3 separate regions of the Homo sapiens genome follow, and all the other regions are linked to region 1. A link is an interaction called in ENCODE POLR2A ChIA-PET data of the cell type or tissue named here. Cell type or tissue: OCI-LY7. All regions are shown on one strand.

Region 1 (4,000 bases):
CCCAGTTACCCAGGAGGCTGAGGTGGGAAGATCACTTGAGCCAAGGGTGGGGGCCGGGGCACTGAGGCTGCAGTGAGCTGTGACTGTGCCACTGCACTCCAGCCTGGGTGACAGAGTGAGACCCTGTTTCCAAAAAAAAAAAATTCACATTATTTCATTAACAAAAGAGGCCAGTGTGGAAGGAATAAAAGAGGAACAAGGAATGGGATCTCTTACTTCCCTACCATTTATAGGGAAGGTCTAGCCTCTTTTTTTCTCTTTGAAAACAAAGAGCCAAAATGTGAGAGACCACTGGGCACTGCCAAATGAAGCTGTTACTGGACTCCCTGCAGAGAGAAACTCAAGTCAGAAGAATATTATGTTGAATGGCCTGCCCAAGTATAGGTAAGCAGTAAATTAGCTATGAAATTCTTGTTTTTATGGCTCTTTTTCACAGAGTCATCCTAGCCCCTATTCGAGTCCCAAATACCAATAACAGCACTCCTGGCATTTCAGCCGGACTGTAAGGCGGCTGGGCATCAAGTGACTGCTTTCACCCAAATGGGTGCTCTGAAATCACACTGGGCTTGATTGGGGTGCAGGAGAAAGGAATATATAATAACTGCCCTTTTCCTATTGAATCAGCAGTACCATCTGGAGAGCTTATTTAAAACATAAGCACCCAGCCTGCACCTCACCCTAGAGATGGAAGTCATTAGTTCTTCAAGGGACCCAGGAATCAACAGTCTCCAGACAATTGTGTACACAAAATTTTGAGAACACTGCACTAAATTAACCCTTCCTCTTAACTTTAGGTATGTACGGTGTGTACATATACTAGGGAAAACAAAAAGCTACTGAATTATTTGGATTTAAAAATAACGTAGTTTAAGGAGTCTGGTCCTTTAATATTTTGGGGGGCAGTGGATGTAGTAATGAAAGAAGGCAAGGACTTTTTTCATCAACGATTGTCACAAACTTATTAACATGTAACAACAAATCCAGACTCCCCACCTTCCCCCACACCTGGTCCTTCTCCAGGATTACTTACCTCAGCGATGGCACCACCACACATCCACTTGCGCAAGCCAGAAACGAGAAGTCAGCCTCGACACCACCCTTGGCCCTGCATATCCAACCCATCACCAGGCACTATCAATTCTACCTCCCAAAGAACTCTCAAATGCATCCACTTCTGTTCCCACCACCACCACCTTGGTCCAAGCTATGAGCTCCCTCAATGGTCTACCATAACTACCCTTGCTGTCTCCTGCCTCCTGTGATTTTCCTATTACAGATCACAGTCAACTTTTCAAAAGGCAAATCTGATCATGTCACCTCCCAGTCAAAACCCCAAGTTAAACTAAAAAACACCCAAGAATGGCTTACAAGGCATGGCCTGACCTGTCTTCCTCTCTAGCCACATTGGGCTTCATGTGAAACCCCAAACTCACACTACTTCCTCCCACCACAGGGCCTTTGCACACGTTGTTACCTCTGCCCAGGGAGGTCACGTCCTCAAGGATGCCTTCCTGACCTCCCCTATTTGCACCCCCACCAGCACATACACACTTCATCTACTCTCAGGCCTCATGTACCCCTCTTCAGGCATACTCTCTGAAGCTGCAGTTTTACATTTACTCTGGGATTGCTGTCTGTCCCCGAAACCAGACTGTAAATCCACTGACAGGGACTGTGTCTGTGAACATCCAAATACATTCATTGTGCCTTACAGCGTGATCATGGCAAATCACTCATCCTACCAGCACCTCTCACTGCCACATGGCAAAATGTTAGCTACCTAATTCACCACTGCCCCTCGTGGAGGAGGAGGGGTGGAAACAGATGCTACGCATCCTCCTCAATTGCGAGGGGATTGTGAGGGGGGAGTACATTCAGTAAACTGTCCCTGTTAAAATATTTAATAGAAAAGGTTATGTATTCCCAAAGAGGCAAGGTAATCTCAGAAATTACCTTAAAATTTTGGCACAGTAGAAATGTGAACACACTTTCAGAGTTTTCCTAATGAAAGGTAAACCTGCTTTTGTATTAGAAATGTCTATAACACTTCAGAAATGAACAGGTAAGATGTGTTGGAGCCACTTAAAGGCAGTTCAGCTCTATGGTTCTCATGACAGCTTAAAGAGATCTCAGCCCTGAACACAATCCCCTTTTCCTTCCAGAGCTTAACTACAGCAGTGTTCCTTGCTCACTCCCCATGCCTTCTTTCCACTGGGCAGAAGAAAGCAAGTGTGGGAGAAAGGCGCTCCGCAGTCACCCTAACATGAAGGGGCGGGCAGAGAGGATGCTTCCGGGACCAATGATCTGAGCACCAACTCCTACAACTCTCCCTAGATGGGGCAGACCCACAAGGCCACACAGCACACCATGTCCTGGGGACTGGCCTGAACAGAGGCCAAGGCTCCCTCTGGAACCCCAAATCACCCTCCTTGGACGTCAGCCAGTCACACATGAATAGAGTCCCTAAGCAGCTGTGGGAAAAGCAAAACCAGACAACAAACCACAGCTGTTCCTCCCTGTGGAGTGCTGCCGCGTGCGCCCCCCAGCCCTCAAGCAAGATTCAGCTGAAGTGTTACTTCTCAATACAGTCTGCCAATTTCCCCATCAGATGATTTTCCTTTCCCCATCAGATTTTCCTCTCGACGTTACCTAGGCTCTTTCCCAGTCTGACAGCACTTAGCGGGTTTTCAATTTCAGCATTTACCCCGCATCTTGGCCCAGGTACCAGACACTAAGCTTCCAGAGAACAAGGTCTGCCTCGCCCTCTGTGCAGGTCACTCCGCTTGCTGATGAATAAAGTCTTTTTTTTTTTTTTTTTGAGACAGAGTCTCACTCTGTCGCCAGGCTGGAGTGCAGTGGTGCAATCTCAGCTCACTGCAACCTTCACCTCCCAGGTTCAAGCGATTCTCCTGCCTCAGCCTCCCAAGTAGCTGGGACTACAGGCATCCATACCACGCCCGGCTAATTTTTGTATTTTTAGTAGAGATGGGGTTTCACCATGTTGACCAGGATAGTCTTGATCTCTTGACCTTGTGATCCGCCCACCTCGGCCTCCCAAAGTGCTGGGATTACTGCCATGAGCCACTGTGTACCGCCTCAGTCTTTTAAGTAACTGTTGCTTTTGGGAAACAGTATTAGGAGAAAACACAGGAAATGAGTATTTTCAGTTATACTGTTTTATGAATAAAGTCATCCACTCACTCAGTTCAGGCAAATCAATCAAAAATACTTTGCCCGTTGAATTCAAGGGTTAACAGTTGCAATGAATCAGGTGGAAGGCCAACTACTCAGAGGTATCCATCCTTTAAGTGTGTTTGCCCCTTAATCCAGTTGTTAAACATTAAGCCCAAGAAAACCACCTAACATTCTTCGCTAACATTCTTAACTTAGGCTTGAATAATTAGAATCAATAAACCTTTGTTTAAAGGACACATCCACAGAGCTGTTGGTGGATGTTTCATTTTAACATTTACTAAGGCAGCAAAAAAACCCCAAACCAAACCAAAACTAACTGGATCCTCTCTAACAGCCTTAAGAAATGTCATATTCAAATATGTGCAACCTACGATGCTCTTCTCAGTGATTTGTGGGATGGCTCTAATATAATTTACACACAGAAAGGCTTAGTGTGTTTAACTTATCTCTAAGACCCTCCTCTGCCAAAGAGGGGGCAGGGAGAAATTTCCCATGGCAGACAGGTATGGCTGACCTAAAAGGAAGCCTCTCAAAAAAGGGGTTTTGTTTGTTTTCAGACAACATCTCACTCTGCTGCCCAGGCTGGAATGCAGTGGCTTGATCTTAGTTCACTGCAGCCTTGACCTCCAGGGCTCATCAAGCAATCCTCCCACTTCAGCCTCAGTCAGAGCGCCAGCCACCACACCCAGATAATTTTTCTATTTTTTGTAGAAACAGAGTCTATGTTGGCCAGGCAAGTCTCGAACTCCTGGGCTCATGTGATCTGCCTGCCTCAGCCTCCCAAAGTGCTGGGATTACAGGCTCG
Region 2 (4,000 bases), 73 kb after region 1:
TTCCTTTGCAAGAGTGAGGGCTCAAGTTAAGGCAATGAGTTCGGCTTGCTGAGAGATAGTGGAGGGGCAGAGCGGTAGCCTCAACGATAGATGTGGAAGATACTATAGCATAGCCTGCCTTTGCTGGTGAGTGGCAATTAGGCCTGGTGGAACTGCCATTAATAAACCAAATGTGATCAGGGTGAGGAACAGGAAAGAAGGAAATATGGGGAAATGGGGTGAATGTCAGGTGGATCAGAGAGATATAGTCATGGGGGTCAGGTGTGGTATCAGGAATAACATGGGAGGCCGGATTGAAGTCTGGGCTAGGAACAATGGTAACTGTGGGAGACTCGACAAAGAGTGAGTACAGCTGAAGGAGCCGGGGAGCAGAAAGTATACGTGTCAGGTGTGAGGAAGAAAATAGATTTTGGAAGTTATGAGAACTGTAGAGAGTGAGTTGAGCATAGTTTGTGATTTTGAGGGCCTCTAAAAGTATTAGGGTGGCGGCGGCCGCTGCACGGAGACATGATGGCCAGCCTAAAACAATAAGATCAAGTTGTTTGGGCAAAAAGGCTACAGGGCGGGTCCCGGCTCTTGTGTAAGAATTCTGGCCACACAGCCCTGTACTTTGGCTGTGTGTAATGAAAGGGTTGGGATGAGTTAGGGAGAGCTAGTGCGGGAGCAGCTTTTAGGGCTGTTTTTTAAGGAATGGAAAGGGGAGTGGGGAAAGGATTTAGGATTTATGGGGTCAGCCAGGTTTATCTAGAACAGAAGGTGTTGTGGAGGGAGGTACTGAGGATAGGAGAGTATATGGGTTTGGCACCATGGGGTGGATAGGCAAGGCAATTTCATTGATAAGGCGCAGATCCTGAACTAACCTGTAAGACTTGTCTGGTTTTTGAACAGGTAAAATGGGAGAATTGTAAAGAGAGCTTATAGGTTGTAGAAGCCCATGCTGTAGCAGGCGAGTGATAACAGGTTTAATCCCCTTAAAGCCTGCTGTGGGATGGGATACTGGCATTGAGTGGGGTAAGGGTGATTAGGTTTTAATGGGATAGTAATGGGCGTGTGATCAGTTGCCAGGGAGGGAGTGGAGGTATCCCATACTTGTGGGTTAAGGTTGGGGGATACGAGAGGAAGACATGAAGGAGGCTTTGGGTTGGGAAGAAGGGTGGCAATGAGATGTGGCTGTAGTCCAGGAATAATCAGGGAAGCAGATAATTTGGTTAAAATGTCTTGGCCTAATAAGGGAACTGGGCAGGTGGGGATAACTGAAAAAAGAGTGCATAAAAGAATGTTGTCCAAGTTGGCACCAGAGTGGGGGAATTTTAAGAGGTTTTGAAGCTTCGCCGGCAATACCCACAACAGTTATGGGGGCAAGGGAAACAGGCCCTTGAAAAGAAGATAATGTGGAGTGGGTAGCCCCCATATTGATTAAACAGGGGACGGACGTACTCTCTTCTGTAAGTGTTACCGAGGCTTGGCGTCTGGGATGGTCCAGGGGGCTTCTGAGGCGATTGGGCAGCGTCAGTCTTCAGCTGCTAAGCCGAGGAGATCTGGGAAGGAGTCGGCCAAGGAACATTGGGTTTGGGCTCCAGGGGCTTTAGGAGTGGCAGTGATGTGAGTCGGACAGTCCGACCTCCAGTGGGGGCCCGCACAGACAGGGCATGGCTTAGGAGGAATCCCAGGCTGTGGGCATTCTGAGGCCCAGTGGCCAGGCTTTTGGCATTTGAAGCAAGGTCCACGAGGATGTTTTGAAGAACCCCTGGGAGCTGTGGCTTGGATGTCCTGAAGTTCTTGTATGCTGGAGACGTGGTTGTGGGTTGTCTTCCAGAGGAGTCAAGTAGCTGTAACTCAGAAATGTGTTGCTGTCTGGCTACCTCCTCTCTATTATTGTGCACCTTGAAGGCGAGGTTGATTAATTCCTGTTGTGGGATTTGAGGGCCGGGTTCCAATTTTTGAAGCTTTTTTCTCATGTCAGGAGCTGACTGGGTGATAAAACGTATATTGAGAATAAGGCGGCCTTCTGGCCCCTGTGGGTCTAGGGCGGTAAAGCGTCTAAGGGTAGCTGCCAAGCGGGCCATGACCTGGGCTGGGTTTTCGTCTTTACCTCGGGTAGTTTCCTTAAGTTCGTCATAATTACCAGCTTTGTAAGCTGCCTTTTTAAGCCCTTCAACTAGGCAGGAAACCATGTAATCTTGCCCAGCTGTACCTGGGGAATCTGCCTGATAGTTCCACTGGGGATCCTCTCGGGGAACTGCTCTAATGCCTTCCAGGAGGTCTGGCTCATGAAGCCGGCGGTTATCAGCACGAGACTGGGCTAGAGAAAAACTTTCCCGTTCATCTGGGGAGGGGTAGAAATTAGGATGACACTTCAGTCACTCCAGGTTAACTTGTAGGACAGAGTTAGATATCGGAATTCCTGTGCACATTTAGTGGGGTCTGATGAGAAAGAGCCTAAACGCTGGCTGATTTGGGAAAGGTCCGATAGAGAAAAAGGCATATGTACCCTGACTATGCCTTCAGCTCCAGCCACGTCTCTAAGAGGAAATTGTTGGGCAGGTGGGGGAGAGCTGGTCACAGAACGAAACCGTAAACTAGACCGGGTGTGGGGAGGGAGGTAATAGAAGGGTTATAGGGTGGGGGAGCAGAGGCTGAAGAAGAGTTGGAGGCTGATTAGCCTGGCGGGGAGCGAGCTGAGGAGGAGCAGTCTGGGGAGGAGGTGAGGGGTCAGATGGCTCAGTAGAAAAGAAAGATTCACAAGACTCAGTGATGCTTGGGGTTGAGACTTAAGGGATAGGCGGGAGGGAAAGAAGGAGGATTTGGGACTAGTCGCACTGGAAACAGACACTAGAGAGGGAACGAAGCGTGAGAAATGCCTGGATGTAAGGCACCTCAGATCATTTGCCCATTTTTCGACAAAAATTAGGTCTCGGATGGAGAAATCAAAAGTGCCATTTTCTGGCCATTTAGAACCATTATCGAGTTTGTATTGGGGCCAAGCGGTATTGCAGAAGAAAATAGGACGCTTAGATTTTAGGTCAGGTGAGAGTTGAAGAGGTTTTAAGTTCTTGAAAACACAGGCTAAGGGAGAAGAAGGAGGAATGGAGGGTGGAAGGTTGCCCATAGTGAAGGAGGCAAGTTTAAAGAGAAGTGTAGAGGCCGGGCGCGGTGGCTCACACCTGTAGTCCCAGCACTTTGGGAGGCTGAGGCAGGCGGATCCTGAGGTCAGGAGATTGAGACCATCCTGGCTAACACAGTGAAACCCCATCTCTACTAAAAATACAAAATAAAAATTAGTCAGGCATGGTGGTGGGTGCCTGTAGTCCCAGCTACTCGGGAGGCTGAGGCAGGAGAATGGCGTGAACCCGGGAGGCGGAGCTTGCAGTGAGCTGAGATGGAGCCACTGCACTCCAGCCTGGGCCACAGAGTGAGACTGCGTCTCAAAAAAAAAAAAAAAAGAGAGAGAAGGGTGGGAAGGGTAGAGACACGGAGAAGCGGGGTGGGGAGCAGCCCTGGGCTGCAATGTGGGTGAGCAGCCAAAGCAGGCATCCCTTCAGTTGACTTGCCACCAAGGGAATGTGGGTGAATGACCAAGGCAGGCATCCCTGCAGTGATCAGACACCAGTGGAATGTGGGTGAATAATCAGGCAGGCGTCCCCACAATGATTAAACACCAAGGGAAGGCTGTCTTCCCAAGTCCGTGACTGGCACCAGAGTTTTCGGTCCACCGATAAAATGTGTCTCCTTTGTCTCTACTAGAGGAGAAAAAGAACTGGAATTGGAAGGACAGGGGGATTGAAGCGTAGTGAGAGAGGCTGGAGAAGAGAGTGAAAAGACCGCTTACCCAATTTGAAATTGGTGAGATGTTCCTTGGGCTGGTTGGTCTGAGGACCTGAGGTCATAGGTGGATCTCTTCACGGAGTGAAGGTGAGGACAAGGGACTGGTCTCCTGAAGGAGTCCCTCTGACCCAGGTCTTTGGCACCAAATGTCTCACGCATTCGTGTGAAGAGACCA
Region 3 (4,000 bases), 210 kb after region 1:
GGTTTTAATTTGAAGCCAGGGGTTTCTTTGCCTTTATCTCTGATCAAAGATAAGCTTCACTTATTTTGCTGAACTTATTCTGTGGTTTAAAAAATATTTCCTGTTTTAAAATATAACAGATCTGTTACAGAAAGAACATAAACTAAGTATCCAGCCTAGAATATTTGTCCCCTTTCCCCTATGCTGGGATGGAGAAAAAGAAAAGAGCATGTCTTCAGAATACAGTAGCCTTATGTTAAAATGTCAGCTCCATCTTTCATTAGCTGTGTGACCTTGGGCAAGTTACTTAGTCTTCTCATCTATTAAATCATGCGTATTAATATTCATCTTGTGAAGTTGTGAAAATTACATGATAAATTAAAAACAAGAAAACAATCAAAAAACCTTTTCCCATCTAGTTATAGTAAGTACCTGGCACAAAAAGGAACTAAGCAAACACTTAAAATATGAGAAAGATAAGGCCTTAAGCCTGCTCCTGAGGAGTGTGGAATCTGGAATATGGCAGAAAAGAAGGATCAAAGGGGAAGGGTTAAATTATGGAGCATTTGAAGTTGGTGCATTTCGAAGGAAGTGGTGGAAAGAAGTTGAGTGATTCTAGTTTGGAGAAAGTTTTATATAAAGCTGAGGAGTAAGTGATAAATTACATGTAGGGGACCACTGTTATATTTTCTTGGTTGAATTAAAGAGTAGAAGTTCATTTATTTCTTTATTCTTTTATTAATTCAACAAACATGTAGTGAAATGTTTAACATGTGCCAGGAAGTTTTTTTAGTTCTGGAGAATACAAAGAGAAAGGAGACCCATTTCTCACCCTTAAGGAAGTTATAGTCTACTGGGAGGAGAGAAACAGGAAAAAATGGTAGATATTAAAATGTGGGGTACAAAAGAGAAAGGGAGGGAGGTGGGGTCTGTGAGTTCTTTAGGTGTCAGAGGTAATTCTTGAGCTGAGGTGTCTGCATGGCTGCGAAGGTCCGGTGGCAGGGTGTGTGGACTGTGTAGACATTGTAGGTAGGGAACTGGAATGAACGAAGTCCCAGGTGTACATCAGCTTTGCATGTGTGTGGGAGCTGCTCCAGAGTAACAGCATGTGGGGTCAGTGATGGAGGGCTGGCTTGCATGCATCAGCACAAGCCCGTGAGGGGCCACGTCAGGGAATAATGACAGTGGCTGTGGCAGTGACTCCAAGAACAAATAGATGTAACCTAGGGCAGGGGTCCCTGATGCCTGGGCCACGAACCGGGTACTGGGTACTACTGCTCTAGGGGAAGGTCTGAAAGACCAGGTGAAAGGGTGGGATTTGAAAATTTTGGGAAACATGATGAAGGTGGGGTTTGGAATGTGAGGCTTCCAACTGTATATACTGCTCAAATTGCATGAGGAGGTGGCGCATGCCTGTAATCCTAGCACTTTGGGCCCAGGAGTTCAAGACCAGCCTAGGCAACATGGCGAAACCCTGTCTGTATAAAAAATACAATAAAAGTAGCCGGGCCTGGTAGTGGACTCCTGTAGTCCCAGCTACTCAGCAGGCTGAGATTGGAGAATTACCTGAGCCCAGGAGGTTGAGGCTGCAGTAGGTGCCAGATTGAGACTGTTTAAAAAAAATTGCGTGGGGAAGACAGCTGAGACAAGGATATTAAATAAGAAGACATTTTATAAGCCTGGCCATTTGAAGATATAGGCTTAGACCAGTAGATTGTAATTTAAATTTTACTTTTTTATTTTCCAACTCTTTAATCTCTAGGAATAACTGGAAATTTTAAGAAGTTACTATCTCTGCTATGGGGATGGATAGTCAGACAGCAATGTTCACAAATTACTCTTGAAACTTGATGCAAACAACCTGTTTAAAAACTGATGTAACGAGAGGAATTTCATGGATGCAAATGAACACCTGTGAAAATTCTTCGGCAAGAACTGTTTCATTTAGCAACACCAGGTTAGCAGTTTGAGAGAGGATCTTTTTTGGGTCTACATGCCCAAATTTACAGACTGTTTTGCTACTTGAATCTGCCATAATGTTTGTTGAATAAATAATCTCTATCTTTGAGGGAGCTGTTGAATTTTTTTACAATCAAAATCCTGAAAGGAATACATTTAGATTGTATGCATCTCAATGTGCTCCGAGGCCTGTGGATGTTTGCTGTTCTTTTTAAAGAATTTAGGCATCTTAACTCTTGGCATATAAAATTATTCTTAGGAACGATATGGATATAATTCAAGTGTAATACCACCTATACATTTGCCAGAAATCACAGATATATATGTGTGTGTGTGTGTGTGTGTGTGTGTGTATATATATATATATATATATATATATATATATACTTTTTCTCATTTCTAGTAACAATGAAAATCCTGTAACTTTTTGCTACAGATGAAAATAACTGGGATCATGAATGAAATGACCAGATGGTTGCCCCATCACCTAACAGTGAGGTGCCCCCGCTTGAAATGTTGCCCCCGCTTGAAATGTTTCTGGTTTCTTTTTTTTTTTTTTTTTCGAGACAGAGTCTCGCTTTGTCACCCAGGCTAGAGTGCAGTGGCGCGATCTCGGCTCACTGCAAGCTCCACCTCCTGGGTTCACGCCATTTTCCTGGCTCAGCCTCCCTAGTAGCTGGGACTATAGGCGCCCGCCACCACGCCTGGCTAATTTTTTTGTATTTTTAGTAGAGACGGGGTTTCACCGTGTTAGCCAGGATAGTCTCGATCTCCTGACCTCGTGATCCACCTGCCTTGGCCTCCCAAAGTGCTGGGATTAAAGGCGTGAGCCACCGCGCCTGGCCAACATGTTTCTGGTTTCTTAAGACTTTAGTATATTGTTCTTAACATTTATTTGGGATGTATTTGCATTTTTGGAAGCTGACCAGTTTCTACACATATCTAAATGCCTCCTTACATTTGACAGTACATTTAACATGCTAAAGTACTTTTCTTAGATATGATCAATTTTATCCTTGAAATAAGCCTATTGGGAGCCATGGACACCAGCTCATTGTGGTGAGGACGCTGAACTCAATGGTGCAGATACAGTGGTGAAGGAGACACACACCCTGTGGTATGGTGGAGTAGACTCCTAACAGACCAACCCTGCCACAAATATAGCAACTATAAACTGGACAAACTACCAAAAGTAACTACTTAAGAGACCTGGGAAGTGAGCAAATGCAGGCAGAGGGGAGTTGAATCTTGGAGGAGAGTGTGAGTTTCCTGTTTTTCAGCCTTGTCCAAAAGATGGGCCCTGGTCACAAAGTGTCTGGGGGTGGCTAAAACTCCCATAGAAAGACTGCCATGTTTCTGGTCTAGGGAACCAGGGGCTGGAGCCTGGGGCAATCATGGCCACGAGAGTGAGGGAGAAATCCCAGAGAGGACAGAGCCAGAGAAGGGGGCACCCAAATGCTGTATCTGAACTCTGCCCAAGTCTCTAGCTGACCCGTGAACCACATGCACACAAACCAGATTCAAAGCCACTTGCAGCTAAGGTTTGGAGTACTGAATTGAGATTTGAATGGCCACTCACCATGAGAGACATGGAGTTTACAGCCTTCAGTGTAACCAAGTCAATTGCTTGTTAAAACAAAGTATCAACAGCCTTGGAATGAATACAACAGAATTTAGAGTCTTGACTTATGAAACATCCACCATGTCCAAAACTACTCAAAATATGAAGGACCAGGAAAATGTGATGTATTGGCAACAAAGAAGTTAATAAAAAGAGGTCAATTTCAGATGACCGAAATGTTGAAACTATTAGTCAAGGAATTTAAAGCAGCTATTGTGCTCAATAGAGTGAAAAAAATGCTCCTAATAAATGAGAAGATAGGAACTTTTAGGAAAGAAATGGAAAATATATAAAGAAAATATACAAAAAGGGGAAATTTTAGAACTGACAAATACAATACATGAAAAAAAAATTGCTGGATGGGCTCTAATAGCATAATGGAGATAGAGAGGAAAGAACCAGTGAATTTGAAGATAGAGCAATAGAAATTGTCCCATCTAA

The links. ChIA-PET counts read pairs that join two places held together with the same protein. Peaks named below come from ENCODE experiments on the same cell type or tissue, not always from the same donor. Only the 100,000 strongest peaks of a DNase experiment are listed, where the experiment ranks them.
Region 2: POLR2A ChIA-PET joins it to region 1 with 5 read pairs; 21 of 35 experiments call an interaction of 5 or more read pairs at or near these places.
Region 3: POLR2A ChIA-PET joins it to region 1 with 6 read pairs; 8 of 35 experiments call an interaction of 5 or more read pairs at or near these places.

What each region holds. Positions count from the first base shown.
Region 1 is chr6:158,811,745-158,815,744 of GRCh38, forward strand. The region is part of intron 2 of EZR (ezrin); the gene reads right to left. Among named protein-coding and RNA genes, the nearest start is that of EZR-AS1, 4.2 kb to the right of the region's middle. RefSeq lists an enhancer at 1,474-1,523. In OCI-LY7, CTCF peaks have their summits at 1,778 and 2,536; DNase peaks (open chromatin) are centred at 1,070, 1,422, 1,777 and 2,417; H3K4me3 peaks cover 4,000 bases; H3K27ac peaks cover 4,000 bases.
Region 2 is chr6:158,884,780-158,888,779 of GRCh38, forward strand. All of the region lies in intron 1 of LINC02901 (long intergenic non-protein coding RNA 2901), which reads left to right. Among named protein-coding and RNA genes, the nearest start is that of LINC02901, 17 kb to the left of the region's middle. RefSeq lists a silencer at 2,024-2,224. In OCI-LY7, no CTCF peak of the experiment used is centred here; no DNase peak of the experiment used is centred here.
Region 3 is chr6:159,018,344-159,022,343 of GRCh38, forward strand. All of the region lies in intron 1 of TAGAP-AS1 (TAGAP antisense RNA 1), which reads left to right. Among named protein-coding and RNA genes, the nearest start is that of RSPH3, 20 kb to the left of the region's middle. In OCI-LY7, no CTCF peak of the experiment used is centred here; DNase peaks (open chromatin) are centred at 1,146 and 1,888; H3K4me3 peaks cover 1,514 bases; H3K27ac peaks cover 3,588 bases.